7 separate regions of the Mus musculus genome follow, and regions 1, 2, 3, 4, 6 and 7 are each linked to region 5. The links are chromatin loops, found by intact Hi-C in ENCODE. Cell type or tissue: heart. All regions are shown on one strand. Region 1 holds the start of Eri2 (exoribonuclease 2). Region 2 has its middle 3.5 kb from the start of Tmem159. Region 3 overlaps Tmem159 (transmembrane protein 159). Region 4 overlaps Dnah3 (dynein, axonemal, heavy chain 3). Region 5 holds the start of Dcun1d3 (DCN1, defective in cullin neddylation 1, domain containing 3 (S. cerevisiae)). Region 6 holds the start of Uqcrc2 (ubiquinol cytochrome c reductase core protein 2). Region 7 overlaps Thumpd1 (THUMP domain containing 1).

Region 1 (4,000 bases), 100 kb after region 5:
AGAAAGAAAGAAAGAAAGAAAGAAAGAAAGAAAGGAAGGAAGAAAGAAAGAAGGAAGACTGAGCAAGTCCTGAGGAGCAAAGTGGTAGGCAGTCCTCCTCCCTTCCTGGCCTCTGTATCAGTTACTGCCTCCTGGCTCTTGACCTGAATTCTAGTGAAGAATTGTGAATAGGACTGTGATCTGGCTATGAGAGCTGAGATAAACCCATCCCTAGACAAGATGATTTTGGTTATGAGGTCATGGTGTTTTATCACAGCAATAGAGACCCTAACTTATACAATGGCCTTGAGCTAAGGTTAGGTATTTACTATTAACCACTTTTTTGAGTTTCTGTTCTAGGGACTGAATTCTGGGCACATGCAAGGCAAGTCCTCTATTACTGAGCCACACTGCTGACTCTTAGCCACACAGTTTTGAGAAATTTCTTTGTACTACATCATTTCTTAGAACTTTTAAGTGGGGATCACCATACTCCCATTTTACAACAAAGAAATGAAGAAAGAGGTTTAAAAGCCACAGCGGGAATGCAGCCTCCGAAGATCAAGCTTTTTAATCTCTGGACTACCGTTTCCAACCCAGGGGACTTTACAAACATCCATCTGCTTTCTAACCATCCCCACCCTAATCTATATTTTTCCCTATCAGTCAGTTATATAACCACAACTTTAACATGAGAAAATGGTTCAGGCTAAGTGCATTTTTAAATATGTAATGAAAATTTTATATTTAAAATTCTCTTTTCGATGAAACATTTAAAAATACAAATACTAGGGCAAACATTCTTATTACTGGTATCATTCCTCCATCTAATCATTTCCCCAGGATAAATTCCCCATCAAAATGACCATTCATTTTTACTTCTTCATAAATATTGTATAAAAACAAGAGAATCCTGTTTAGGTGTGCATGGATATTCCTGAAATATTTTGTTATACGGATCTTAATAAATGTTTGTTAAATGAATATTCTGTGTACCAGACACTAAGTCAGTTTTAAACTATGGAGAGAGCCTGGACGAGGTGGTACAACCAAGGGAGCAGAGTTGAGTGAGGTCAGTGGGTGAGCCCTTACCCTTCGGCAGGGACCCTTCGGGTGCTGGCGAAAGTGACTCCCAGCCACAAGTGACTTCGGGCCAGCCTGCTGGGCTCTCTCCTCTGCTCACCTTGGCTTGTGGCTCGCGGTCCTGAATATGCGAAGGAGGTCCATCCCGCTCTGTAGCCGAGGCCGAGGAGTTCGGGGCCTCCTTCCTCTTCCTGGAGTTCGCCTCCTCCTTCTCTTGCTCCATCAGGCTGTAGGGGAAAGATCAGCTGGAGCTGAGGACCCCGCGGCGACCAGGAAACCGTGTCGCGGCCTCTCTCCAGCAAAGCGCTAGACAGGAGTGACGGTTGGTTTGTCTCTTGAAGCGGCTCAAACCAGTTTACCACTCTTGGCCCTCGCAAAAAAGGCCACAGACCTACGCCTCCTTTCCTCAATTTAAGCCGTCGCGAAGTTTAAAGCGCTCCCTGAGGCGCGTCGTGCGCAGAGCGAGGGGCTCCCGGTCCTCAAGCCTCTGTCCACGCCCCCGGGTCCCGAACCGCCCCCTATGCAACGCCCACAAACCGCTGGCGACGGCCGCCGCCGCTCTACAAGCGCCCGCTTCCCTTGCCGCGCCGGCGTTTAAACAGACCGGAAGTGGGGGCGTCCGACTTCCGGCCGTTGAACTCTGCGAAACCCAGGGTCCGGGGATGGCGACCAAGAGACTGGCGCGGTACGTTAGGGGGTTCCCCTTAGGGTGGGCGGTGTTCATCCGCAGTCGTTTGGTCTGGATCTGAAAAGGGCCCTGGTCTTCTCGGGCCCCACGTCGCCATTCGCGACAAGTTGGAGGAGCCCGAGAAACCCCGGGTCCTCCCTACCGTGGCATGCTCTATCAGGTCTGTTCATTCTAGACCCCTGGGACCTGGAACGTGACAGCTCTGCACACTGTTCTCAGGCAGGTGCCACTGCGCCCAAGTGACCTGCCTAGTCCAGTTTTATTGTCAGAATTACCACAGACTCTCTCAGGTTTTTTGGGGGGGGGTGGGGGGGAATATGCTGTGCACAGATTTTTGGATGCGTTGTACACATTTGTTGAGATTGTGGACACAGTATCAAACTTACCAGGCATAGTGGAATGGACCTACAATACCAGCATGGAAAGTTGGAGGCCAGCCTGGTCCTCATGGTGATGTTCAAGCAGGCGATGGCTAAATAGTGAGACTGTCTCAAAACAACAACAAAACCAGATTCAAAACAAAACCCCTATCTGATGTATTAATGAATAGCATAGGATTCAAGCGTGAAAAGTCCTGTCAAAGGTTAACATACTATGGCCATCTTTAGGCAAATCATTTACTTTTCTCTTGCATAAAATACAGGTTGCAGACATGTCTACCACCTAGAATTGTTTAAAAGAAGTCACCATCCTAATTAAATATTTGCTGAAGAAGTGACTAGTAAATGTTAGTTTTTCATTCCAAATCCCTACATTGGCCTCACGTCTTGTCTTTTTCAAATAGCCAAAATAACTATTCCAGGTGTCTGTCTACTTAAAGTTGTATTCGTCATCATTTGGGATCTTCCCTTCTTTGGACTGCAGTGTATTGCTGTTGGGAGGTTTGTTTGTTTTGTTTTTGTTTTTGTTTTTAATCATAGATTACCTTTCAGTAGTACTCTGGTAATCTTTCTCCCCTCCATTTTTAGAGTTTAAGCACAGGCATCATCCCCTTGGTACATAGCAAAGGCTTGAAAAATACATCTTTATAGTCAATTCCTCGGTACTACTATAAAACGTGAACAGGTAAGAGTAGTGTTTGTGAAGCCCGCTCAGGTAAAATGGACACTAAACTCAAGAGAGGATGGCCATTCGCACAAGGACCTAGGACTTTTAAAGTCTAGCCCTCCTTTCCTTCAGTCAGTATGCAGCTGTTGTTTGAGGCAGGGTCCTGCTGTGTGCTGTAAGCTGTCCCTCAGTTCAGTTTGGCCGTGGCCTGCTGACTGCTGAGCCTCCAGGTGTGGGGCCCTCACACCCAGCTCCACTTACCGTACATTAGAGATGATTTTGCCATCTGTTTGGGGCTATTACTTTAATATCATATTCTAACTGCAGTGTAAATGAGTTTATTGATCTTCCTGTGTCTTGCATTTTTAGGCGGCTTGGATTAATTAGGAGAAAGTCAGTTACACCAGCAAGTGGAAATCCAGGAGGGAGCAGATTGAGTAAGTCCCACGCTTACGTTACAGTTTGAAGCCTTGCCCTTGGAACATCGTCGGAACCTAAGAACACTGTGGTCTTTTGCAGAACAGTTGTATGCCTACTTAATTGTCGTTGACTTTGAGTCTACCTGCTGGAATGATGGGAAGCACCACAGTAGCCCTGAAATAAGTGAGTGTGGATGGCCAGTGGCCAAAGCTAGTGCTCTAGGAGTCTTCTTAAACATCCTAGATATAAGCCAGCCAATAAGAAAACAATGCTGTAAGCTCGTAGTTTAATATAAAAACTCTGACCTACAAAAGAATAAAATACCAAATACCTGAATGTGATTATCCAAAGTAGCTAGTTGTTTTAAGATTACATTTAAAACTTTGATTAGATACAACTGGAAAAAAAAAGGCTTTTCAATAGTAAAGTATATTTTAATTCATGCTGTGTTCATGTTTAATTGTAAAACAAAATGGGCATACTTTTGATATTCTGACTTATTCCATGGCACAGCTTTATTATAACTTTGCTTCTCACTGCTTTGGGTATTGGAATAAGCTTTTAAGGGAATTGATTTTTTAATGATGCTATTATGAAAGCAGTGTATGTTCAGGATAATTCACATATTCAGACCTGGTATGGTGCAACACACCCTTAATCCCAGCACTCAAGAGGCAGAGACAGGTGGATCTCTATAAATTTGAAACCAGCTTAATCTCGATCAGTGGTTCTCAACCTTCCTAATGCTGTGACCCCTTAATACAGTTCTTCATCTTTTGGTGA
Region 2 (4,000 bases), 200 kb before region 5:
TATAGCAGACTCATGTTAAAAGTTCAAAGTTCAAGGTCTCTTCTGAGATTCATCCAATCACTTAACTGTAATCTCCAAAGAAAGACAGGAAACCAGCTGGGCAAACTCCAAACTCTGCATCTCCATGGCTGATGTCAAAGCAATCTTCAGATCTCCACTCCTTTTTCCTCTTTGTTGTCTGCAAAAAAAAAAAAAAAAAACAAAAACAAAAACAAAAAAAACAAAAACAAAAAAAAAAACAAACTGCTTTTTTCTGGGCTGGTTCCACTCCCTGTTAGCAGCTTTCCTCAGCATGTATCCCATGTCTCTGGCATCTTTAACATTTTTGAGTTTCCAAGGCAATTTCAATGTTACAGCTTCTTGCTTCAGTGTCTGGGATTCCACTTGATCTTTTGGGCTCCTCCTAAGGGCTGGCATCACTTCTCTAGCTCTGCCCTCTGTAGCACTCTAAGCTCAGGTTGATCCACTCCACTACATCTGCTGTTCTTGGTGATCATCCCATGGTACTGACATCTCCAATACACTGGGGTGTTCCACTCCAACTAGGCTTCCCCAATAGCCTCTCATAGGCTCTCTTCATGGTGTCAAACCTCAAATCCTTTGCATGACCCCTTCAGTCCTGGGCCATCAACTACAGCTGAGGCTACACCTTCTCCAATGGCCTTCCATGACCTCTCACAGTGCTGAGCTTCAGCTCTTCTTCCTGACACCTTCATGCCTTCAAAACCAGTACCACCTAAGTGACTCTAACACATTACCAAGTCCAGCCGCAGCACAAGATACAACCTTGGCTATCTCTGGAACACAGCTTCTTTGTGCTCCCAGAAAACAATTCTCAGAAGATTTCACCTCAGTGATGCCGGTCTCTTCTTAATCATTGCTAATTTCTTAGCTCCAGCTGACCAGCATCAATTGTCCCAGTAGTTCCTTCCATTCTTAACTCTAGAGCCAGAGCCACATGGCTGAAGCTGCTGAGGTCTTCTGCTTACAGGAACTAGAACATGATCCCCTTGTACTATTACATTATCACTAGCTTTATGTTTTCTAAATCCTTCACTGCCTAAGCTTGGCTATCCTGGTTCTTGCTCTGTAGATTGACCTTGAATGCAGAGATCAGCATTCCTGTCTCCTGGGATTAAAGGTGTGTACCACCATGATGGATCTAAATTTAGCTGGGTAGGATCTTGCCCCAAAGTCCCACTCCCTTAATCTGTTATCTCCTAGAACACAAGATTTTGTTCTATTTCACTTCCTGGCACCCCTTTAATATTCGAACCATATATTTTATATTTTTCCTTTCTAAGCTTGCTGTGATTGTTCAAACTTCTCTTCCTATTAATTAGCCAGAGAACAAAGCTGGGCTTTTTTAAAAACTTCGTTTGTCAATGCAATTAATCTGAGTCTCTTCACCTCAGCCTCAGGCTGACTTCTCAGACAAGGGCAAAAAGTAGCCACATTCTTCACCAAAAATTTCACAAAAACAGTCTTTATGCCACATTCTGAAATTCTTCTCCTTTGAAATCTCTTGGGCCAGGTCAACACAGGTCAAATCACTCCCATCAACAAAGTCTTCCATATTCCTACTAGGATGACCCATTAAGCCCCATTTGAAGGATTTCACTGCTTTCCAAATCCAAAGTCCCAAAATCCACATTCTTTCAAATAAAAGCATGGTCAGGCACAGCAATACCCCAGTCCCTGGTACCAACTTCTGTATTAGTCAGGGTTTTACTGCTGTGAACAGACACCATGACCAAGGCAAGTCTTATAAAAAAACATTTAATTGGGGCTGGCTTACAGGTTCAGAGGTTCAGTACATTATCATCAAGGTGGGAGCATGGCAGCATCCAGGCAGGTATGGCTCAGGCAGAGCTGAGAGTTCTATGTCTTCATCCAAAGGCTGCTAGTGGAAGACTGACTTCCAGGCAACTAGGGTGAGGGTCTTAAGCCCACATCCACAGTGACACACTATTCCAACAAGGCCATAGCTCCAAATGGTGCTACTCCCTGGTCCAAGAATATACAAACCATCACAAGTTCTCAGGTTCTTTTCACCCAAAGGCCCTGTACCCATTGCATCCTGAAGAGTAACTCTGGGTAAAAAAGAGAAACCATGGGGGTTTTACTGAAGACAACAGAAAAGATACCTTTAAAGAACTGCGTACCTATCAAGCACATAATAGGGACTCAAAAACATTTCATGGGAGGAGAAGGAAGGGTAGGAAGGTAGCTCAGCGGTTAAGAGCCCTGCTTGCTCTCCCAGAGGACCGAGCTTCCATACTCAGTATTCACAAAGCAGGCCATAACCCTAACTGTGACTCCGGTTCCAAGGAATCTGGCGCCCTCTCCTGGCCGCAGTGGGCACTCTATGCATGTGGTGAAAAAACACGTACCAACAAAACACACATACGCATTAAGTAAGTAAGTAAGTAAGTAAGTAAATAAATAAACGAATAGATAAATAAATTAATAAATGCTTTACAGATACATTCCAGGAGGTTGGGAGATGGTGGTAGGTTGTTTTCCTGGCATACCCTTGGGTTGTGTATCTAATCCCTATCACTAGGAGAAATTGATGTTACTTCAGCCACCTTATGTTCCAAGAAATAATTAAGCTGGTAACAAAAAAAAAAAAAATGAGCTTGGAGATGACTGATGGGGGTGGTAAGAAGTTTAAGGAATTTCACTCCAATTCCACTGACATCAGAAAGGGGAAATGAAGCACACAGTGGACCATGAGTAGTCAAGGGCGTGTCCCTGAAGTTTTTAGTTTCAGGCACTCTCGTCTGGCTTTACACTTTCGGTAGCTGCAGTACCACACAGTCCTCACCCAGGGAGCTGGGGATGGGTTTGTTTTCCTTAGACCAAGCTGTGGAATATTGAGGCGTCTCTGGGATTTCAGCTCAAGGGTGCCACCTAGGGACAGCTCTTTGATCCTCTAATCCTCCTCCCCGTGCATCTTTGTTGTGCTTCTCCTGGAGAGTCGCTGCCTCTGCTTCCATTTCTCCTCTTGGGGGTGGGGAATCTACTAGCACCTCTGTAGCATCAAGAACTTGACTCTTGAGGAACATTCGAAGGATTTATAAAATAAACCCATGGGAAGCGTCTCCTAGGCCTTTCCACAGCTTCTTACAGCAGTGGACTGAATATTTTTATCCCTTCATCCCCTGATGTGATGGTACTAGGTGGTGGGGTGGGGACCTTTTCGAGGTCAATAAGTCAAGGAGATGAAGCAAGCCCTTATGAATAAGATCAATGCCTTATAAGGGGAAGAGCGGAGAGGAGAAGAAAAGGAAGGAGAGGAGCGAGAACTTTACCTCTTTCTACTAGGGTACTAGGAAAGAACACAACAAAAAGCTAGCTGTCTAGACTCCCTGCCGGAATTTCACCATGCTGACACCCAGACTTCAGACTTCCAGCCTTTTGAATTATAAGAAATGTTTCTTGTTGTTGGTTTTCTTTTTTAATAAGTCATCAGCCTGTAGCGGTCATACTAGCCCCAATGGACCTAACATACTTGTTCTAGTTAAGCAATTTTTTCACCCCTCTGAGATCTATCCTGAGCACTTGGCTATGAAGAATAAGAAATTGGGGGTGGGGGGTGGGATGTCTTCAGCAATGCATTCACTTTAACTGTTAATAGCCAGAGCGGGAACATGACCTAAATCCAGCTGACCTCTCCTCTCATGTGGTGGGCACGAACACCCGCAGATCACATCCATCAGTGAACAGAAGGTCTGGTTTTAATATCTTTGAACACAGCTAGTGTTGAAAGCACATTACAATATTTCAGACAAGAGCCTGACTCCTTACCCAGGAGCCCATGGGCTCATTAGCCCCATGCTTCTCTCTACCCTTCACACACATGGATGCAAGTCTGTGCAGCTCACTGACACAAAGGGCTGATCCTGTACAATTTATTTATGTGCTGAGCAGCAAAGCCAGACCTTGTATGTGCTAGGCAAGTGTTCTACTACATGCGAGCCACATCCCAGACCCT
Region 3 (4,000 bases), 210 kb before region 5:
TAAGAGGCCCCATCCTAGAAGACTGTACCGTCTCTCCTCAACTTCACCCTTGGTCTCATCCTTTCTGGGATACTGAGGAGCCAAATTACAGCATAGTGGCCTATTTAATGCCACAATGTTCTCATTCCTTTTTGTTTGTTTGTTTGTTTGTTTGTTTGTTTGTTTTAGTTTTAAGATTAATTTATTGAATGTATATGAGTACAATGTCACTGTCTTCAGACACACAGAAGAGGGCATCAGATCCCATTTCAGACGGTTATGAGCCACCATGTGGTCGCTGGGAATTGAACTCAGGACCTCTGGAAGAGCAGTCAGTGTTCTTAACTATCTGAGCCATCTCTCCAGCCCAAAGTTCACATTCTTAATTTCTGCTTAGCAATTTAAAATATCCACCACCAGCAGCAGCAGCAGCAGCAGCAGCAGTGTCTTTTTGTTACTGATCCTTATGAAGAAAATGCATGCATGTTTGCTCAAGACACAAATTAGCCTCGTGCTAGACCTAAGTTCAATGTCAACAATCAACAGAAAATATATACATTAATGCATCTTTCCAGAAATATGCATAAAATAAGGACATGCACTGATCTGATTACAAAAACACTGGGACTAGAAACTTGCAGGACCTGAGTTCCTTGTTTCCTGCAGAATCGTGATTTGCTAAGTACTTGCTAAGCCAGTGTCAATGGTGATTTCCCACAAGTCATGAGAATGAACTATAAATGTGCAAAGGCCACGAGGACCTTTCTTACTGAACTAACACATCCAAGAAGTCTCAGCCAACTAACTAGAAAGCTGCTTGTCCATCTTAAAAATAGCCTGGTAAACTGGCAGTATGCCAATTGCATTCTGAAGCAAGTCCAAAGAAGGCCTCTGTGAAGCATATGGCTTTAGATGGTAAAGTGTGTGTTTTATAGAAGCTGGTAAAACTATGGTGTCCAATAGGGAAAGAAAATCACAAAACAGTTCCCATCACTTTAGATGCAGACATACTTTTATGTGCACATGGCATAGACGTCTAGAAGATATACAACAAAATGGTAATAGTATTAGCTAGCTGGTACTGTTTACCTTTTTTTTTTTTAAAGATTTATTTATTTATTATATGTAAATACACTGTAGCTGTCTTCAGACACTCCAGAAGAGGGCTCCAGATCTCGTTACGGATGGTTGTGAGCCACCATGTGGCTGCTGGGATTTGAACTCAGGACCTCTGGAAGAGCAGTCAGTGCTCTTAACCACTGAGCCATCTCTCCAGCCCCCTACTGTTTACTTTTTAACAATCTTTTTGTGAATATGCATATACTGTATAAGTGCACACGTGTGCTTTCATGTATGTGAGTGCACATATATGCAATGGTGCACATGTGGAGGTCAGAGGACAACCTCAGGGGCTAGCCCTTGCCTTTCACCTGACCCTCTGAAACAGGGTCTCCATGGGTTGTTGTTCTAGCACTGAATAAGACAGGATACCTAGTCACGAGCTTCCCAGGATCCTGCTGTCTCAACCTCCCACTTTGCCATAGGGACCCTGGGATTAGGGAGATGTTCTCATATGGCCATCTGTGTGTGGATGCTGGGAATTCAAACTTGTAATCTCACGATTAACAGACAAGAGCTTCACCAGTTGGACCATCTTCCCAGCCCTAGCATTCTGTTTACATGCTGAAAGGCATACAGAAAACAATAAAGATCCATACACAAAGAAACTGAGCATCTCAAATCCCACCGCACTGATCTGTGACAGGATACCAAAAAACAAAAAACAAAACAAAACAAAAAAACCATGGCTAGTTTGCATCACAATAATCCTGTGAAGGTAAATAACAGTCTAGATTTCAGAGTTAGTACAAAAAGGAGTGTGAAATATTCTCTTTTCCATTAATTTTTATAATGATGGCATGCTGAAATGATACAATTTTTGGTATATTAACTAAAATATATTCTTAAAATTAACCCATTGCTTCTTTGCAGTTCGGGTTGGGTACCAGAAAATGTGAGTGCACCCATGGCTCAAGAATCATTGCTGCTGGATGATGGAGTTCTAGTGGAACACAAAACTCAGACCGTAAATGAGGCACTGGCTGGCTTCTTTGCTTAGGGGAACAAATGAGTCAAGCATTTCAAAGAAAAGAATAGTGTCTGCTGTATAGACTAAGAATAGCTTCTTTAGATCCAGCCAAAGAATGGCAGTGACCACAAGGGGCCACTATCCAACCAAATTCTGCACCATATGGGATGTAACTAGTGGTCTGTGATTCTCGGTGACTTCCAGGAATCTTCCTTAATTTGGAGGTGTCTTGAAAACAATCTTCCTTCCCATTCACCTGCTGTCCTACTGCCCTGAATGTCACTATGACGGCTGATGCTCTAGCAGCCACAATGAACATGGATATGAAGGTCACACTCAGACATAGTAGGGTACTAGGAGGAAGATTCCTGACTTATTGTAGATTTCTATTTGAGAAAGAAACAGTGTCCAATCTTGTTCAGACCAGTGTTTTCAGGGTTTCCCATTATATGTGGCATTGGGCACTGACCTTTGAGTTATTCAGGAAAGACTCTAACAGCAAACCCAGCTTCCTTTGCAGCTCCTGTAAGTCTCTGGAGACACTCGGGGGCTCTTCTTTGGCCATCTTGAAATGTCTGTCAGTCTCACTCTAGAGTAAACTCTCTACCAGGAAATGCATTACTGTAGTACGTAGCCCAATCTCTCATGTCCCCCCGTCTCTTGCTATCGCTGAAGGAAACAAAAAAAAAAATAATTATTAGCAATCTCCAAGGAGCTCGGACCATCCCCAATACATTAACAGCAGGCATGCAGATGAATATAATTTGACAATATTTATCAATTTAAGCTGCACATACTTTGACCCAGCAATTTATTTTTTATGAACCTAAATAAGATAGATATGTGAAAAATACTCATAGGATGTATATCATATTCCTGTTTGTTACATAAAAAGACCAGCAAGATAGGAGGAAAAAGCTAAATCCATTTATTATTTATTATGAACACTTCACTGTTTTATACACACACACACACGGTGTAGAAAAAGATCCAGAAAGGCTATTCTCCGAGAACTTATGCCAAACAAGAAAACTGATTGTACTGTACTATTCAATCTCACCCCTCCCCCTTCTCGCTACCCTACCACTCCAGGCTTCCTTTGCTCTGACAACAGGGGCTTGGGGTGCTTTTTCTTCTTTCTTTGGCTCCCAAGAACCTTGTACAATGCCACACTTTATTTATGTGTGGTGAGGTCTTCACTAACAAGACCTGTCCCCGAGGCCTTGGCACAATTATTTTCTGTGATTCAACAACAGCCTGGAATGTATAAGACAGTCCCTTTCTCACGTCGTTTATGCATTTTTCATTATGGCAATGAATCAAATTAGATATGCTTTTAACCCCGGCTGAGTTTTCAAATAAAAATATTATTCTATATTAATATATTATTCTTATTTCATGTCTCCTAGAACACCTTTCTGGGTTGGAAAGCATAGGATCTCCTTGCAGCTAACCTAGTGTTCTTATAAACCTGCGCTCAGTAGATTCTATCACAGTGCCCCAAATGACTGAATATACCACTTGCCCATTATGTGCAAACACACCTTACCAGTGTCTACACTACAGAGCCTAGTATGCACACCTCCATCACACCAGCTAAAGATTCTCTCCCCTTGGTCAGGGGAGAACCAACGTCAGCACCATTATTTATGTTGTTAAAGCAGCAGCTCCGAGTTAGTGCTGAATTTAGATGGCCCCAGGCTTCAGTTTACCTAATCACATTTCTACAGCGGGCTACAAGTCAAAATACACCATTACAACTCGTCTTTGGCCTGGGAAACATGCAAATGCCACGGAACCGGTCTGGGGAGTCTGCTGAAAGCTAGGGTAGGAAGAATGCGGAGGAGGACCGCAGTCAGGCACACTCATCTACCTAGCCACCAATTTTCTGACCATCTACTCCTTCTAGGGTCCTCTTCAGAGCAGCATCAC
Region 4 (4,000 bases), 66 kb before region 5:
GCCCAGATAAGACCTTGATGAGTTTTTACATGGTAGAAAGGGCAGATCTGGTTAGCTCATAATGTTGTTCCACCTATAGGGTTGCAGATCCCTTGACTCTAGCTGCATATAAATCAAAAGATGGCCTAGTCGGCCATCACTGGAAAGAGAGGCCCATTGGACTTGCAAACTTTATATGCCCCAGTACAGGGGAATACCAGGGCCAAAAAGGGGGAGTGGGTGGGCAGGGGAGTGGGGGTGGGTGGATATGGGGGACTTTTGGTATAGCATTGGAAATGTAAATGAGTTAAATACCTAATAAAAAATGGAAAAAAAAAAAAAAAAGAAAGGGCAGATCTGTTTTTTCCTCTTACTAAGGATATTTATCCCATCTTGAGGTTTCCACTCTCATAACCTCATTTAACCCTAATGACTTCCAAAGGTCCCATTGCCAAATATCATTATCTCTGAATTAAACTTCAACATATACATTGGGAGACAAATATTCCTTCTGCAGCACTTGTGAGAACCCACCTGTAACCTCAAGACTCTTAGAAACTGGGGCTGGAGTTAAGAGCTTAAGAGTCGGGGAAGGGGGAAAAATGCTTAAGAGTCTTAAGAGTCTGTGAGTTGAAGGCTAGCCTGGGATCTCTCCTCCCTCCCCCCACCCTCGTGTGTGTGTGTGTGTGTGTGTGTGTGTGTGTGTGTGTGTATGTGTGTGTGTGTGTGTGTGTGTGTAAAAGCACACTTGCTTGCATTGAATCAAATTAAAAGTAGCTTTAGAACCCAGGGGCTATGGAAATGGACCAGGGGTAAAACACTTGCCACAAAAGGGTAAGAACAAAAGTTCAGATTCTCAGAGCTCAAATAAATGCCAGGTGGGCATAACAGCCCACCTATAATCCCAGCAGGTAGGGGGCAGAGTCAGAGGATGTCTGCACCATGCTAACATCAACCTCTAACCTCCCAATGCAAGTGAGCACTTACACACACACACACACACACACACACACACACACACACACACACACACACACACACGGCTTTTAATGGTTTTATGACTTGGTCTCTCTCTCCCTGTACCAGACACTCGCATAGAAACCTAATGAGGGAAGAAACCATGTCGTTAACGTTTTTTGCTTGCCATTGAGTGCCTGTGCTTTGCACTGCTCTTGAAACTGCAACACTCAGTGTGGAATCAGTAACTAAGTATTGAAAGACTGGGGGCATAAATACCAGCCAACACGTCTATGCCCAGTGACATGCCAAAACCAGCCATCCTTTCTGTCTACATCTGTCCTGTATTACAGAGCCAAGTCTGCTTTTCTCAACTTTTCATTTTTAGCACTGACAGTGCTGATCTCATGTCTCTCCTGTCCCCTCTTCCACGCTAGGTGGCTGTCATGCAGGTAGAGCTCACTGCCCTTCAGCCTCAGCTCATCCAAACCTCTGAGGATACAGCGATGATGATGGTGAAAATTGAGCTGGAGACAAAAGAAGCTGATGCCAAGAAACTTCTGGTGCAGGCAGATGAGAAGGAGGCTAATGCTGCTGCTGCCATCTCTCAGGCGATCAAGGTATGTGACCAGGCGAGAGGTGCACAGGGAGCCAACACTGCTAAACGTATGTGACTGTGCCCACCTTGCAGATGAGACAAAGGAGATTCAGGAAGGGCGAGTGAGTTTTCCAAATCACCAATTAGGAGTTAGTGAAGAAGGCTCTTGGGCCATCTCTTCTCTATCCCACTCTGAGTCAAAACTGGGACTCAGCATAATCTCATCTGTTAACTTTTCCCCTCATTCACTGTGCCCTGGCTACAATAACCTTCTGGTTATTCCTTCCCCGGGGCCTTTGCACTGGCTGTTCTCTTTGCCTATCGATATCCCCATGCCGTCTACTTCACCTCTGTCACGTTTTTGTCCAGTTGTCCCTAACACATGTGTGTAGGTATGGAACAAATATTTTTAGGATGGCAGAATATTGAACCTAGAGGGCCACATTTGTAGGTGCTTCTGGCCATGTTCTGAGAAGGGATCACCACACATTCAGATAGCAGAAGATAGCCTTATTAGCATTTTACGTGACAATTACACAGGTCTCAGCACTCTCTGTAAGGGATTCCATTTGAGGGTCACAGGCACCTAATGAATGACAGATGTCAATATCTGAGAGTTGCTAGCACTGGGGTCAGGAGGAAATGGCCTCACAGAGCTGTGTAGGTCATTGACAGGACTATATGACAAAGCACAGGACACCTGCCTAAGGCATTTGTCCATGTGCCTTAAGGAATTAGGGAATCCCTTAGGGAATCCCTTCAGCCGTTTTCAAGCCTGAGTTTGAGCAAGAGGCAGCCTGTGTCTGGCATCTGTCCTAAATAGGTCATGAGTCATTTTCTTGAAAAGTACAGGGCTTCCAATTGGCATCTCTCCAGTGAATCCTGAGACCTGACCTCTGGCAGATGTTTTTCAGAGGGTCTGATCCCTCCCTGTTCTCAGAATTCACAATGAACACCATGTCCTGGATTGTGAAAGTTGGTTCACTTGCGGTCTTAGTGGCTCAGAAAGAAGACAAAATAGAAACCATAAAATATAGCCACTTCCAGGTGCCAGGAACCAGATTCTAGTGGCAATTTGTCATTCTATGGTAAAATGATTATACTAGACACTCATCACATTTAACAACTATTTATTAAACACCTACTATGGGCTGGCTCATTTTTTTTTTTTTTTTGTCAAGGAAAGTAGGAATGAATAAGATAAATAAAATCCTTTTCCTCGTGGAGATTATATTCTCTGGTGCTCATTCTCTTGAATCCTACGTACACTACAATACACATCATACCGAATTATTCCCACTTGACATATGAGGAAATCGTGACACAAGATGTTTCCAAAGTTGCATGACCACCAAGTGGCATGATTCAGACCAAGAGCTCTTTGACCCACAAACCATGGCACTTGACCATGAATCCAGACGTTGCAGACTGGCAGCTGGGGACCACATGTGTCCTGGGATGCAGAGAAGATTCTATTGACTCATTTTGAGGCAGGGACTTGCTAGGTATCCCAGACTGACCTTGAGCTCATGAGCCTCCTGCCTCAGCCTCCTGAGTGCTAGGACCGTAAGTGTGTGCATCACAACCACACTCAGGGATGTTTCATTTGAAGTCAGAAATAGTTAACCTTTAAAATGCAAGTCATTTCAAGTAAAAATTCTGAAACTTTTGCTTTTCCTTAGGGAGAAAAAATAATTAGGACTCTAGCGACATGGGCTCTGCTTTCTTGGGTTGTGCCCATTCTCAGGAGTAAGAAGCTGCCGACCTTTTGAGTTCTAGCCTCCCCAGCTCCATCCAGTTCAGTTCCTGTTCTTGCCTCAGTGCCCTGGCCCCTGGATGTGTGTGACTTTACAGCTCATTTATAATTCTGTTCTATAACCAGGCAGCCAAAGTGCACGACCAACTCTGCTCCTCCCTAGCCTCGGTTTCTGCATCAACAGATTAAGATTACTGAGGAAAATAGAAAACAAAAAACCACGTGGGCTGGAGAGATTTCTCAGTGTCTAAAAGCACTAGTAGCTCTGGCACAGGACCCACATGAAGGCTTACATGAGTCAGCAACTTTAATTCCAGGGGAGTCTGACACCCTTTCCGAGTCTTCCCAGGCACCGGGCATATATGTGGTATACATATATACATACAGGAAAATACTCAGACAGATAAATAAGTAAATACACAAATGAGTAGAGAGTACGTAAAGGTGTGTGGCTAGAGGTCCACATTGGTGGTTCTCTGAAACAGCTGTTCTTCTTCATCTCTACTCAGTGTGCTAGCCTAGCTTCTCACCAAGTATAGGAACCATCAGGAAGGGAACAGCCCAGGCAGGATTGTGCTCTGGAATGTCAGGGGAAGAAGCAAATCTGCTATGTCAGGAGGTAGATGAGCAATGCCATGGGATTTATGAGGAACTGACAGAGACTTCTCACCACGCCCTGGGCAATAAACCGCCACCTTAGGTTTCAGTGG
Region 5 (4,000 bases):
TGACTCTCACTGATTGTGAGGGTGGATACTATTGTTTAACGATATTAAGGGGGACTCCTTATTTTTGAGGTGTTCTTATTGAGCTTCCTACTGGCTTGTACCCTTCTTGGTGGTCTCTAAATGTGAGATCTAAAGAATTTGGGGCTCTTTCTCATCTACTACCTATTCCAGGGTCTAGGAATAAACCCCACATTTATTATCTCCAACCATGACTTGTCTTCCAGCTTGTCCGTCTCATTTCTGGACATCTTCATGGGCTGTAAAATGACTCTGGACATACGTTCCAGAGAGCATAGGAGATTCCTTCCCAAACTGTTTTCTCTAGAGAAACATCTTTGGTTTCACATTCTCCCATACATTTCGTATCCAGTTCAGCATTCAGTCTGGAATGCTCAAGCTCCCAAATACATTATGAATCAATTCTCTTAATTTCCATGTTTCCACCACTGTCATCTCTCATGGCCTTAGCAACAGCCCTTTAACTACCTTCTTTTATCCAGCAGCAATTTTTTTAAATGTAAATTAAGGTTTGGTCATTCATTACACTTCAGGGAAGTAATACAAAGGCCAAAACCTTGCTATTTCTGCAACTCCAAGACTTCTTTCTCGTCTGCCTTTTGTTTAAAATGTTACCCACAAGGCAGTTCCTTCTCCCATTCTCTTTTCCTCTTAAACCTGGAAGAGGCCTTCTCACCACACCATTCAGCTTCTGGGGCAGCTGCTATTCTCTGCATTCATTTACTTATTAATGAAAAGTTCAGAAACAAGACTTCCTTCATTTTGTCATTTGCTCATCTTAGTAATGAAACTAGCCTTCATCATCACCTGAAGTCTGATTCCTACATCCGGGATCGTTTGGGTGGCCTTTCTCAAGGCCAGCACCTCTCCAGCCTCCTACAACTGCCCCGTCGCCTTCCATTTATAATCGAAAAGTCTGAAGGGTCCCAGGCAGGATCTCTCCCACGTGCCAGTTCCCTTAGGCAGGTCTCCCGAGGCCAGCAGCGATGACACCAGTCGCCCTCGCGAGGCTGGGGTCATACAGGCGCGTCTCCTAGCAACCCCACACCGGCATCTCATCCCTGGCCCTGGGAAGCCAACCCCTTTCCCCAGTCCCCCGCGACTGGAGCCGGCGTCTCCATCCTTACACTCACTCAGCGTCACTCCTGCTTTTCCCCACCCACAGGAGCCGGCTGGGAAGAGGCGGTGCCAGGAGCTCTGCCGAGCCTTGGCCACACCGGGCTGTATCCAGCAGGTCCAGTAGGCCAGGCCGGGCCAAACCACCGGGCGGACCGCTGTGTTAGCATGAGGCCCAGGTTAGAGGTCGTCTCAAACCTCCTGAAACTTCCAGATTTAGCCGACTCCCCGCCGCACTCAACAACTGAGCTAACCTCCCTCTCCTCCAGCCTTCCCTTTCACCCTTTCGTTATCCCCTTGCCCCATTTCTAGTCAGAAAATGGCCTGGCCCAGCTCCTAGCCCACCCTCCGCCGCTCCCCGCCTTGCCCTTACTTGGAGACGGCTTCGGACGTCCTCGCGTACGTCGTGACGTCACCCTCCTCGTTCCTGTCCCCGCCCCTCTCCCATTCTCTCCCTCCTCGAGCCAGCGGCCGGCGGGGTTACCGGAAGTGATGATGCAGGAGGCAATGGAGGGGGCGGGGCTTCGGGGCGGCCGCCGCCGGTGGGCTGCAGATGAGGAGGAGGCGGCGGCCGCGGTGGCAGAAAAGGCGGCGGCGGCGGGGGTAGGGAGCCTGGAAACGCAAGCGGGGATGGTAGGTAGTTTGGACCCGCCGGGCCGCCGTCGTTTCCAGAAAGGGTTTGACTGGAGGAACCTCTGGAGCAGCTGTGAGTTTGGAGGGGGGGAGTTGAGGAAAAGGGGGGAGCGTTGAGAGATGAAGGGGCGGGGGTTCGGTTCCTTCGAGAAAGGGGGTGGTGGTGGAAAGGGAGGAGTGCATATCAGCGCCTTGTCTGGACTGGTCCCTCTGGAAGAAGAGGCTGTGAGGGGAGCCTGTGGCTTGTCAAGCGCAAGGCTCCGAAAACTTACCTACTGTCCCTGCCTGTCCATCGCCAGCACCCCTCAATCCCGGGCCTGGGGACCTGGGGCTGTAGATCCCCGGGGAGGGTCTGCAGACTCTGAGCTGAAAGTCCAGGGTAAGAGCCGTGAGGTAGGAGCCCAAGGGGGAGGTGGTGGGTGAATCTGCAGCTCCCTCCCTGATTTTTCTCCCCACCCCCATCCTTTTCTGTAATCGTTAACAGCTCTGGAATTAAGGGGCTCAGACCTGAAGGCCTTTCAGTGCACCTTTGCTATAAACGATAACCATCTGTGCCTGAGGTAATGGGGCTGGAGGGTTTGCCTATATCCTGTTTAGGAAGTGGGACGGGATGACAAATGTATTGTTTTTTCCATCCCCATCTCTTATCTCCCCTCATACACACCTCTGTTTCATACTTTAATTCTCTGTGGTTAAGTGGCAGTCGTGGACACCCTCTCCCCTTTGTGGCACTTAGTACCTCAGCTACCTCTTTTGAATTTGGTGTTCAGCCTCTATCCCAGCTCCTAACTGCAAGCTTTGTAGTACTTCAGTTATGGTCTGTGTCACATTGGGGAGTACCTCACAACGCCGCCTGGCTCCCGATTATAATGAACATTTTCTTTTATGAATACTAGAATTCCAGAGCTCTTCCAAGGCATCATAAGTGGCTTCATAGCCCAGGAATCAAGGTCTCTCGCTCTAAATACTTTATATGTGAGGAATTTACATGTTGTCAACTCTTTCCAAAAATGATTTGATGTTAGGCTAATTCTGGATTTCTGTGTTTCTCTCCACCCACACTTCATGATGCACTTCAGAGAACAGAAAACCCTATATTACTGTTTTTGTTTCTACAGTTGGACAATAGCTCTTTTATGCCTGTCTCGATTTGTATGTCTTACAATCAGCTTGATTTTTTTATCTTATTTAGCCGATGCCTTGTGTATAGGTGGTCGTAGAAGAGACAGTGTGATATGTGCTTATGCTTTTAGCAAAACACAGTGCATAATGGGTATAGAAATGTCTGAAAAAAAAGAAAGACTGATTGGAAAGAACTCTCTCATATTGTTTAAAAAACAAACAAACAAACAAACACCCCATCATGAGTAAGTAGTGCCTCTTCTAGGCTGTCAGAGATTCCAGAGTGAAGTGTTAATGAATCTTGTTTTGGTGTTGATACATTTTAAAAGAAGAAATTCTCTGTTAATTATGGAACTGTCTTTTAAGAAACTTTATGCGTTAAGAAAGAGTGCGAGATTTTAGGGGTCCTTTGACTAGAAAGTGCAAACGTGTTGCTCTTTAACTGAATTTGTTGTGCAGTATCACTAGGCTTATCATAGCAGATGTTCTGATGGTGGGAAGAGAGTCCCATCGCATTTATCAGGGCCCGATAAAACAGAAGACTTGACGCCTTGATTGTACAAGTAATGATGTTTATTACAGAAATATAGCAGAAGAGTTACTGCTAGCTGTCTCACTTTAATTCATTTGGAACCTAGTTTGTCATTCAATGACAAGTCCAAAATTCATTCAAACTGCTATTAAAGTGCTAGCCAGTGTTTCAGACAGTGAGTGTACAAAGGTGAACACAAGCAAAAAGGGTCCTCTCTCAAGGAGTTTATCAGAGTGGGAGGTGAGGACAGAAATGATAAATCAGCAAATCTGATTTTGATTGTCAGCAAATCTGATCTTGATTGAATGCTGGAGAAAAATGAGTGATAGGCTAGAGTGTGTGCCTGGAACGCAATGGAGGGAGACCTTCCTGCTTAAACAGAACTTTAAACGAAAAGGAGCCAGCCATGCAGAGATGAAGGGAGAACTCTTGGAGGTTTAGGGAACAGCTTGTGCAGAAACTCACTGGAATGAACTTGGCAAGTTCTAGGGACAAGAGAGTGGGGGTGGGGTGTAGATTTAGGGAGTAAAAAGTTGAAAGAAATAGGGTCAGAAGAGTAGAGTTGGGGCTTATTAGTTA
Region 6 (4,000 bases), 740 kb before region 5:
TTATGTCTAGGGTTCACAGGATTACTAATGGACATGCAAGCAAATACACTTTCATGATGCTAAGATCCACTAAACATGTTGTCAAGTGTACCTGTAAAGTTCTATAATGCTCCTACTCGGCACTGCCCAGACTGCTGTATGCTGAACACTCAGTCAGTGCTGGGCTAATCTGGCTGCTGGTTTTCACCTGTTCATGGAATTACTACTTTATCCCTTCAGTCCTGCTTGTAAATTATGAATATAATTAACTGTGTCATTTTCATTTTAGTTTGCTGGATAAGGTATATGCAGCCACTTGTGATTTTTAGCTGTGAATTTTTAGCTGTGCCCAAGATGTAATTCCTGTAACATCCAAGTGTAACAGTCCACATATGAATAATCCACACTTCCACTTCTGTGCTTTTGGGTAGTGAAGTTTAAAATCTCCTGCTTCTTTTGGGTTCCTTTCAGGAAAGACTTAGATACAATTTCTACTTTGTTTTAATAACACATGGAAAGTCCTGCTCTCTAAGGACTGCTAGCAATTGGTCTGTCTAGGCACAAGGAATACAACTGCAGCCTAAATTTGTACAACACATATATGTAAGTATAAAGCACAAGGAAACACTATGCCCAGGCCTGGTGTATCACTGTCTAGTCGTCTCTCAACACAGACACTCCTGGCATTTCCGCGTTGTAACTGTGCTGTAGGGGCTGCTGTTGTATGGTTGGATGTCTAGCTGCACCGCTGACCTCTAGATGCTAGAAGCACTCTCTCAACAGGTGGTTACGAATAAAAAGCTCCGCATGTGACCGGCTAGTAGGGGCAAATTAGCCCTTGTTGAAGTTTAAATGCTCCCATTCTCATCTCTTGAAAACCACGATTCCAGCGTGATAACGTGCTGACACACATGAGGTACTCCTCTCCTCACCGCAAGTGACAACTACATATTTTAGGGCTAGTCTTGAAGAAAGATCAAGAGCCCCTCCTGGAGGAAGCCTTTAAATGGGACCCCGAGAAAACGAGCATCTTAAGGAATGCGGGGACTGAGTACTGACAGGAACGAAGGTGCCGGCACTGAGATAAGCAGCGCACCGCGTTTGTGAATTTAATAAACTCGCACGCATTGGGGAAACCGACGCCTCGGGATCAACCCAGGGGCAGAGGTCGTAGGTAGGGGAAGCAGGCGGCCCGGGTGGCGTTGGCCTACACCCTACCTGCTTCTCGAGTGACCTTCAGGAATCTCCCGAGAGCCGCTTCTCCGCCACTCTCCAGGCCACCCTCCTCTTCCGCTTTCCCCGCGTTAGCTCTCGGCTGCTCACAGGACCCGCCGAGCCTCCCAGGCCTCGGCTCGCTGGCAGCCCCCTTCTCCGCGGGGTTTACCTGAAGGGCAGACCCAGGCCTGAGGCCAAGGCCGCACACTCCGCACCCAGCTCCTGAGTGGCCGACAAGCGTCCCCAGCCCTGCCCCACGCACGTCCCATGCTCACCGAGAAGGACCCGGCCCTGCTGAGGAGCTTCATGGCTCTAGCAGTTGCCCTTTCCCACGGTCACCGCTGCAGACAGCAAAGCAAGATGGGGTCGGAGGACCGAGTTTCCCGGTGTGCACTGCGAGCTTGCCCACGCCCCCTTGTACCGGCGGCCCTCTACGCATGCAGTGCTCTACTGCTCCGGTAGGCGGGACGAGCCCAGCTCCTGGGGAGAGGCTAGAGGTCTCCCGGACTAGATTGCAGCTTTTGTAGGTTATCCTTTCTGAGTTCTTTTTCTGCAAAAGACATGCAGCCTGTAATCCCAGCTGCGTCTGCAGCCGTCACAGTCACCCCAGCCGTCTTGGGCCTGCCCGTGAGTCCTCGCAAGTCCGGGAGTCGTCGGCACTCCCTGTTCCTCGGAGGTCGTCCCTCGCCACTTTTACTGTAGTCTTCCCGGTACCGCGAACTTGGTGACCGAGTTCACAGAAACTGGCAGGACGAATGTCTCGTCGAACAGATCGACACACTTGTAGGTCTCCTTGCCGCAAGGAGATCGTCACCAGCAAGGACTCAATCTCGTGAAATTTTCTCGCGCAAATTTGCGCGTGTGTGTATAATCAGGGACTTAATATAGTCTTCTATTGTACTTAAAAATGTTTAACTGTTGGTGATACAGACATATGGCACAAATCATTCGTGTGTTACACTATGATTGAGACTAATTCGGGAACCACTGCTTTCATGAAGCCGCATAGCTGCTTAAAAATGTTTTTGGTTACTTTTATTTTTTTTACAGTCCAGTCGTTGCCAGATTCCCGGTCCGCCCCTCCCACAGTTCCTCATCCCATTCCTCCTACCCCTTCTCTAAGAGGATGCCCCCGCCAGGCCTCAGTACTCCCTGGGGCCTCGTTTCTCAAGTTAGGTGCCTCTTCTCCCACTGAGGCCAGACCAGGTAGTCCTCTGCTGTATATATGTTGGGACCTCGGACTAGCTCATGTATGCTGCCTGGTTGGTGGCTCTGTGTCTGAGAGAACTCAGGGGTTCAGGTTAATTGAGACTGTTGTTGGTCTTGCTATGGGGTTGCCCTCCTCCTCCTCAGCTTCTTCCAGTCTTTCCCCTAATTCAACCGCAGGGGTCTCCGACTTCAGTCTAATGGTTGGGTGTAACTATCTGCTTCTGTCTCAGTCAGCTGCTTGTTGGGCCTCTCTGAGGGTAGTGTCAGTCCTTGGAGCCTCCCCTTGAGCTGGATCCAAATTTGGGCCTGCCACTGAACCTCTTTTCCTTCAGTCTGTTCTCCATTTTTGTCCCTGCAGTTCTTTTAGACAGGGACGATCTGGGTCAGAGTTTTTGATTGTGGGATGGCAACCCCATCCCTCCACTTGATGTCCTGCTTTTCTACTGGAGGTGGACTCTATAAGTTCCCTTTCCCCACTGTTGGGCATTTCATTTAAGGTCCCTCCCTTTGAGTTCTGAGAGTCTTTCACTTCCCAGGTCTCTGAGGGTCCCCCCATCTGAGGGGGGTGGTTTCTATTCTTTTCTGCTGGCTCTCAGAGCTTCACTCCTGATTCTCCCTTACCCCAATACCTGATCATGTTCCCCTTTTCCTCTCCCTGTCCCCTCTCCCACCCAGGTCCCTCCTTCTGCCCACCCCCTCCTAATGCTTTCTACCCCTCCCCCCCAAGTGGGATTGAGGACTTGGGTCTTTGGCTTGTTAACCTTCTTGAGTTCTGTATTCTGGGTATTTTGTACTTTTTTGGCTAATATCCACTTATTAGAGAATACATACCATGCATGTCCTTTTGGGTCTCAGTTACCTCACTCAGGATCATACTTTCTAGTTTCATCCATTAGCCTGCAAAACTCAGGATTGTCCTCATTCTTAATATCCGAGTAGTATTCCATTGTGTAAATGAACCACATTTCCTGTATCCATTCTGTCATGGGACATCTCAGTTGTTTCCAGCTTCTGGCTATCACAAATACGGATGCTATGAACATAGTGGAACAAGTGCCCCTGTGGCATGGCAGGGAATCTTTTGGATATATGCCCAAGAGTGGTATAGCTGGGTCTTTAGGTAAATCTGTTTCCAGTTTTCTGAGGAACCTTCAGATTGATTTCTGAGTCGTTGTACCAGTCTACAATCCCACCAGCAATGGTGGAGTGTTTCTCTCTCTCCACATCCTCACCAACATTCACCTGAAATTTTGATCTTAGCCATTAGGATTGGTGTAAGGTGGGATCTCATGGTCATTTTGATTTGCATTTCCCCGATGACTGAGGACTTAGAACAGTTCTTTAAGTGCTTCTTGGCAGCTTAAAAATGTTAAATGAATGCAATCACTGCCCCGAAATTCGTTGTACCCTGAGGATTCTCTCTAGTCATTGGAACCTCAACATGCCACAGTTCAGGCCAGCACATACCTTTATACCTGTTTATTAAGGCCCCTTTATTCTTAGCTTATAACATCATCTGTACAGGAAACTGACCCATATAGCCTAATTGGGAAATTGTCTGTTCAAATGTGGCAGACTTCATGATATCTGCTACAAG
Region 7 (4,000 bases), 170 kb after region 5:
GAGCTGAAACAAATCTTGTCTTATGTTAAGCTGGTTATCTGGAGTTTCTTGGGTCAGTAACAGAAAATGACAACATAACTAATGCAACCAGTTGGTTTCCTGTGATGGACTGAGTTTATTCTTAGTTTTCTCTGAAATTCCAAGTTCTAGGCTTCAGTTTTCCTATGTGGGGACCAGGGTGTTAGGCTTTCCACTTAATTACTATAAAACACTAGCTGAGATCTATCTATTCTATTCTCTATCTAAGATCTATACTATACTATCTAAGCTATACTAAGATCCAGGTAGGTATGTCACACTCTATCTTCCTTTTCTTTTGTTTTCTTTTCTTCTTCTTCTTTTTTTCTCTTTTCTTTTTGGTTTTTTTTTTTTTTTTTTTTTGAGACAGGGTTTCTCTGTATAGCCCTGGGTGTCCTGGAACTCACTTTGTAGACCAGGCTGGCCTTGAACTCAGAAATATGCCTGCCTCTGCCTCCCGAGTACTGGGATTAAAGCTGTGCGCCACCACACCTGGCCCTATTTTTCTTAAACGGTTATCTTTTCTTCTCCCCTATTACTTGGATGAAGTTTGTAGGTAAACCAAAAGAGAGCACCTTTCATGGTTCCCGGGCATTCCCATCAACCCAGGGTTGTCTGGGCCACCTTTCCACTGGGCACTGACATCAGCCTTTCTTTTCCTAATCAGGAACATCACTTCTCCAATTAACCCTACTGTCATGTGTGTTAGGGTTCTAAAATCCAAACCACCCAAGCAGGCACAAGGGTCCAGCAAAGCATGATCTTTATTTGAATTAGGCAGCAAGAACCAACCAGTCAGGGACAACAGCACAGACTTGGGAGCCTAGTGCATGTTCAAATGTCCATCTCAGTAAGGATGTAAACAGATGACAAAATGTACTCAGGGTGATACTGATGGATCAGGGACACAGGGGCTAAACTGCATCCCTAAACCAGGATGTTTCAGAGTGTTTAAGCCCATGTATATGTGTGTATATGAGCACACCTGGCTGTTAGAGGACAGTTGCCAAGTTGGCTTCCCTCTTTTCACCATGTGGGGTCCTGGGATCTTCAGACTTGGGAGCAAATGCTTTTTCCAGCTGAGTTGGCTTGTTGGTCCAGAAAGAGGTTTTTTTTAAATTCTTGAGTTACTTCTACAATCCATCACACATTGTGTGTGTGTGTGGATGAGATAATCTTTTTGGAACAAAACTGCTTTTGTCTCAATCGTTTTGTTCAGAAGCAAGAAATGTAACGTTCCTGTCAAAACCAGGGGTATGCAGAACATCTTACCAATTGGTCACTCTCACATGTTAGGACATCCGTGTCTAACAGAGGCAAGGAGAAAGAGATGAATACAGTAGCTCTAGTATTAATATAGACACATTTTACAACTTAGTGTTTAATGCTCTCACGGTGCCAGGGTCTGCCTTCACTGAGTCCCTTCTGTTCCTCATGGTAATATGGTAGACTCCAGTGACTCCTGAGAAACCTAATAAGGACAATAAATGTCATGTTCTGCTGATGGCACGACCTCCGTTCTTTAAACAGCGACTAGCACGATAAACCTTAACTTTAAAACAAACAAATATGAACGGGTAAATAAACCATTTCTTTGTGAGCACGTTTTACACTCTGCTGGAGTTCAAAATCTACGTTTACGTCCAGAGCCCACTTGGAAGCTGTTGTCACTTTATGCGAGGACTGGGCGGCACCGGAGCCACCGGAAGGCGGCGTGCAGGACCGCTTGGGCAAACTGTCGCGTACGTGTGACGCAATCACCCCGCGTCCGCGCAGACGAAGACGCCAAGGAACGTGGATAGTAGGAAGCATGGCGACCACCGCCCAGCAGTCCCCTCAGCCTGTTGCCGGAAAGCGCAAAGGCAAATCCCAGTTCCTGCCGGCCAAGCGGGCCCGACGCGGTGACGCAGGCGGCCCGCGGCAGCTGGAGCCCGGCCTGCAGGGCATCCTCATCACCTGCAACATGAACGAGCGCAAGTGCGTGGAGGAGGCCTACAGCCTGCTCAACGAGTACGGCGACGACATGTACGGGCCGGAAAAGGTACGAGCCTTGGGGAGAGCGAGCCGCCCGTGGGCTCTTCTGGGGTGCGGAGGCGGCAGTTGCTTCAAAGCGCCAGTACAGTGCTTGAATGACCCCGCTTACCTTCCCGCCCCTAAAGTGGCTACTATTGCGGTCATGTGCCTGGTGGGCGTGGGCCTCCGGGCTGGCTCTTTAGGCTTTCTTGACATCACTAACGACAGTGACTCCCACGTCTCGATTGCCTTCTGTGGACCAGGGAGTGTGCTAAAACCCGTTCGGATGTGTACCTCTCGCGTCAGTGCGAAGTTGCTACAAGCTAAGATCTGAGATAGTGAAAGGGATGCTATTTTCCAAGTGCCCTTGAAAATACATTTCAGATCTCATCCTATGGCGGTTTGGCAGCCCCAATATTATTTGGCTTAGATCCCGGATACACCTGCACACTCTGAAGTGTGGAGAAAGATAGTGTAGCAGGCCCCACTACTAGAGAGGAGGGGGGCAGAATAGGAATTTGTAAAGGCTCCTTCAGTGTACACAATTATTTTTATTACCTGATTGAAAATGACCTTGGTAGGACAGGACCCTGTCTATGCTGGTGCCTCGTGCAAGTTCCCTTTTTGTGGAGCCCCTTTTGTTTTTGACAGAAGACTTTGCTGGCTACCTCAGGTTGGCCTCAGCTCCCCAGGTGTAGGGATTGCAAGCACCGGCCACTGCTTTGTGTGCTCTCTTTCTTATAGTGGGAGTAAGGGATTTTATTTAGTTCTCTCATACATTTGGTTCTAATCCTATCACAGCCACATTGCCTGCCTGCCACTATCCAGATGGGTCTGAAAGCATTTTCAGATGACACATACCACACACAGGGAATTAATTTATTTATTTATTTATCTATCTATTATATGTAAGTACACTGTAGCTGTCTTCAGACACACCAGAAGAGGGCATCAGATCTCATTACGGGTGGTTGTGAGCCACCATGTGGTTGCTGGGATTTGAATTTCGGACCTTCGGAAGAGCAGTCGGGTGCTCTTACCCACTGAGCCATCTCACCAGCCCGGGGAATTTATTTCTTAATGTACATTTTGGAAGTTGTATTTTATTAATCTAATAAAGAAATTTATTTGTCAACATTGAGACCTCTGCCACTGGGGGTTTCACATAAGTAGTTAATTACAGCATTTGAACATGAGGTGTTCTGTAATTTTTGCCTGTTGGTTTTTATATAAACAGTTTATAGACAAGGACCAGCAGCCCTCTGGAAGTGAGGGAGAAGACGATGATGCAGAGGCTGCCTTGAAGAAAGAAGTTGGTGACATTAAGGCTTCTACAGAGAAGAGGCTGAGAAGATTCCAGTCAGTGGAGAGTGGAGCGAATAATGTAGTCTTCATCAGGACGCTTGGGATAGGTATGTCTGACTGACAGCCCTAAGATCATCAATCCCATAGTATCTGGGCATTTCTGTCTTAGCAGATGCTGCCTAGACAACGGCTCCCCAGGTATAGCTGTTAATTATTCTGTGGAACGTTTCCACATTCCATCAACAGTATATCAGTTTCCGAAGGTTTTGGAAAGGTTTTCAGATGACACATACCACACTCAGGGAATTTGCTTCTTACTCCACACTGTGGAAGGGGTGCCATTTTAGTTTCCTAACAATGTAGAGTGGTGGAGGGTGGTGAGCATTGGGTAAGGGTAGGGACCTGGCTGTGCTGCATCCTTCCTTTAGTAACTCAAGGCAGAGTGAAAGCGTGTATTCTGTCTCAAAAGAGCAGCTGCTACTTAGTTCCAGGTAGTTACCATTTAGGAATAGAGGGCCTGATCCACTTAAAACCTGGAAATAGAATTCCTTTGACTTTCAAATGTGGTCACTAATTTGGAAATATTAGCACTGTTGTCTTGGGCAGATGTGTTAGTTGGGAAGTAGCCAGTGAATCACCGTGTCACACGGTGCTCTGTGTGCTG

What was found. A loop is a pair of places that touch in the nucleus more often than their neighbours do. Peaks named below come from ENCODE experiments on the same cell type or tissue, not always from the same donor. Only the 100,000 strongest peaks of a DNase experiment are listed, where the experiment ranks them.
Region 1: it touches region 5 in a loop (2.7-fold over the local background); 4 of 42 quality-filtered maps call a loop at or near these places.
Region 2: a loop joins it to region 5, with 2.2 times the contacts of the local background. A loop is called at or near these places in 5 of 42 quality-filtered maps.
Region 3: it touches region 5 in a loop (2.4-fold over the local background); 5 of 42 quality-filtered maps call a loop at or near these places.
Region 4: it touches region 5 in a loop (2.3-fold over the local background); 2 of 42 quality-filtered maps call a loop at or near these places.
Region 6: a loop joins it to region 5, with 3 times the contacts of the local background. A loop is called at or near these places in 3 of 42 quality-filtered maps.
Region 7: it touches region 5 in a loop (4-fold over the local background); 4 of 42 quality-filtered maps call a loop at or near these places.

Annotation. Positions count from the first base shown.
Region 1 is chr7:119,791,665-119,795,664 of GRCm38, reverse strand. Eri2 (exoribonuclease 2) reads left to right here and starts at 1,607. Exons shown (of 9, transcript NM_027698.5): 1 at 1,607-1,747; 2 at 3,167-3,234; 3 at 3,317-3,400. The coding sequence starts at 1,725. It overlaps Rexo5 (RNA exonuclease 5), which reads right to left and starts at 1,543. Exons shown (of 20, transcript NM_001370778.1): 1 at 1,454-1,543; 2 at 1,163-1,289. The coding sequence starts at 1,285. In heart, no CTCF peak of the experiment used is centred here; a DNase peak (open chromatin) is centred at 1,634; H3K4me3 peaks cover 2,480 bases; H3K27ac peaks cover 1,473 bases.
Region 2 is chr7:120,096,932-120,100,931 of GRCm38, reverse strand. No RefSeq gene overlaps it. Among named protein-coding and RNA genes, the nearest start is that of Tmem159, 3.5 kb to the left of the region's middle. In heart, CTCF peaks have their summits at 2,349 (motif pointing left) and 2,936; DNase peaks (open chromatin) are centred at 2,311 and 2,891.
Region 3 is chr7:120,103,367-120,107,366 of GRCm38, reverse strand. It overlaps Tmem159 (transmembrane protein 159), which reads right to left. Exons shown (of 5, transcript NM_145586.1): 2 at 2,538-2,737. The coding sequence starts at 2,633. Among named protein-coding and RNA genes, the nearest start is that of Tmem159, 2.9 kb to the right of the region's middle. In heart, a CTCF peak has its summit at 2,194 (motif pointing right); no DNase peak of the experiment used is centred here; H3K4me3 peaks cover 302 bases.
Region 4 is chr7:119,959,691-119,963,690 of GRCm38, reverse strand. It overlaps Dnah3 (dynein, axonemal, heavy chain 3), which reads left to right. Exons shown (of 61, transcript NM_001370806.1): 50 at 1,374-1,556. Among named protein-coding and RNA genes, the nearest start is that of Lyrm1, 66 kb to the right of the region's middle. In heart, no CTCF peak of the experiment used is centred here; a DNase peak (open chromatin) is centred at 2,380.
Region 5 is chr7:119,893,398-119,897,397 of GRCm38, reverse strand. It overlaps Dcun1d3 (DCN1, defective in cullin neddylation 1, domain containing 3 (S. cerevisiae)), which reads left to right and starts at 1,653. Exons shown (of 3, transcript NM_001163703.1): 1 at 1,653-1,840. It overlaps Lyrm1 (LYR motif containing 1), which reads right to left and starts at 1,537. Exons shown (of 4, transcript NM_001285959.1): 1 at 1,508-1,537. In heart, no CTCF peak of the experiment used is centred here; DNase peaks (open chromatin) are centred at 1,207 and 1,577; H3K4me3 peaks cover 2,557 bases; H3K27ac peaks cover 2,146 bases.
Region 6 is chr7:120,632,792-120,636,791 of GRCm38, reverse strand. It overlaps Uqcrc2 (ubiquinol cytochrome c reductase core protein 2), which reads right to left and starts at 1,603. Exons shown (of 14, transcript NM_025899.2): 1 at 1,470-1,603. The coding sequence starts at 1,502. In heart, a CTCF peak has its summit at 1,660; a DNase peak (open chromatin) is centred at 1,601; H3K4me3 peaks cover 2,688 bases; H3K27ac peaks cover 2,054 bases.
Region 7 is chr7:119,718,570-119,722,569 of GRCm38, reverse strand. Thumpd1 (THUMP domain containing 1) reads left to right here. Exons shown (of 5, transcript NM_145585.3): 2 at 1,666-2,059; 3 at 3,269-3,443. The coding sequence starts at 1,829. Among named protein-coding and RNA genes, the nearest start is that of Thumpd1, 3.0 kb to the left of the region's middle. In heart, a CTCF peak has its summit at 1,725; DNase peaks (open chromatin) are centred at 1,779 and 2,139; H3K4me3 peaks cover 1,724 bases; H3K27ac peaks cover 1,580 bases.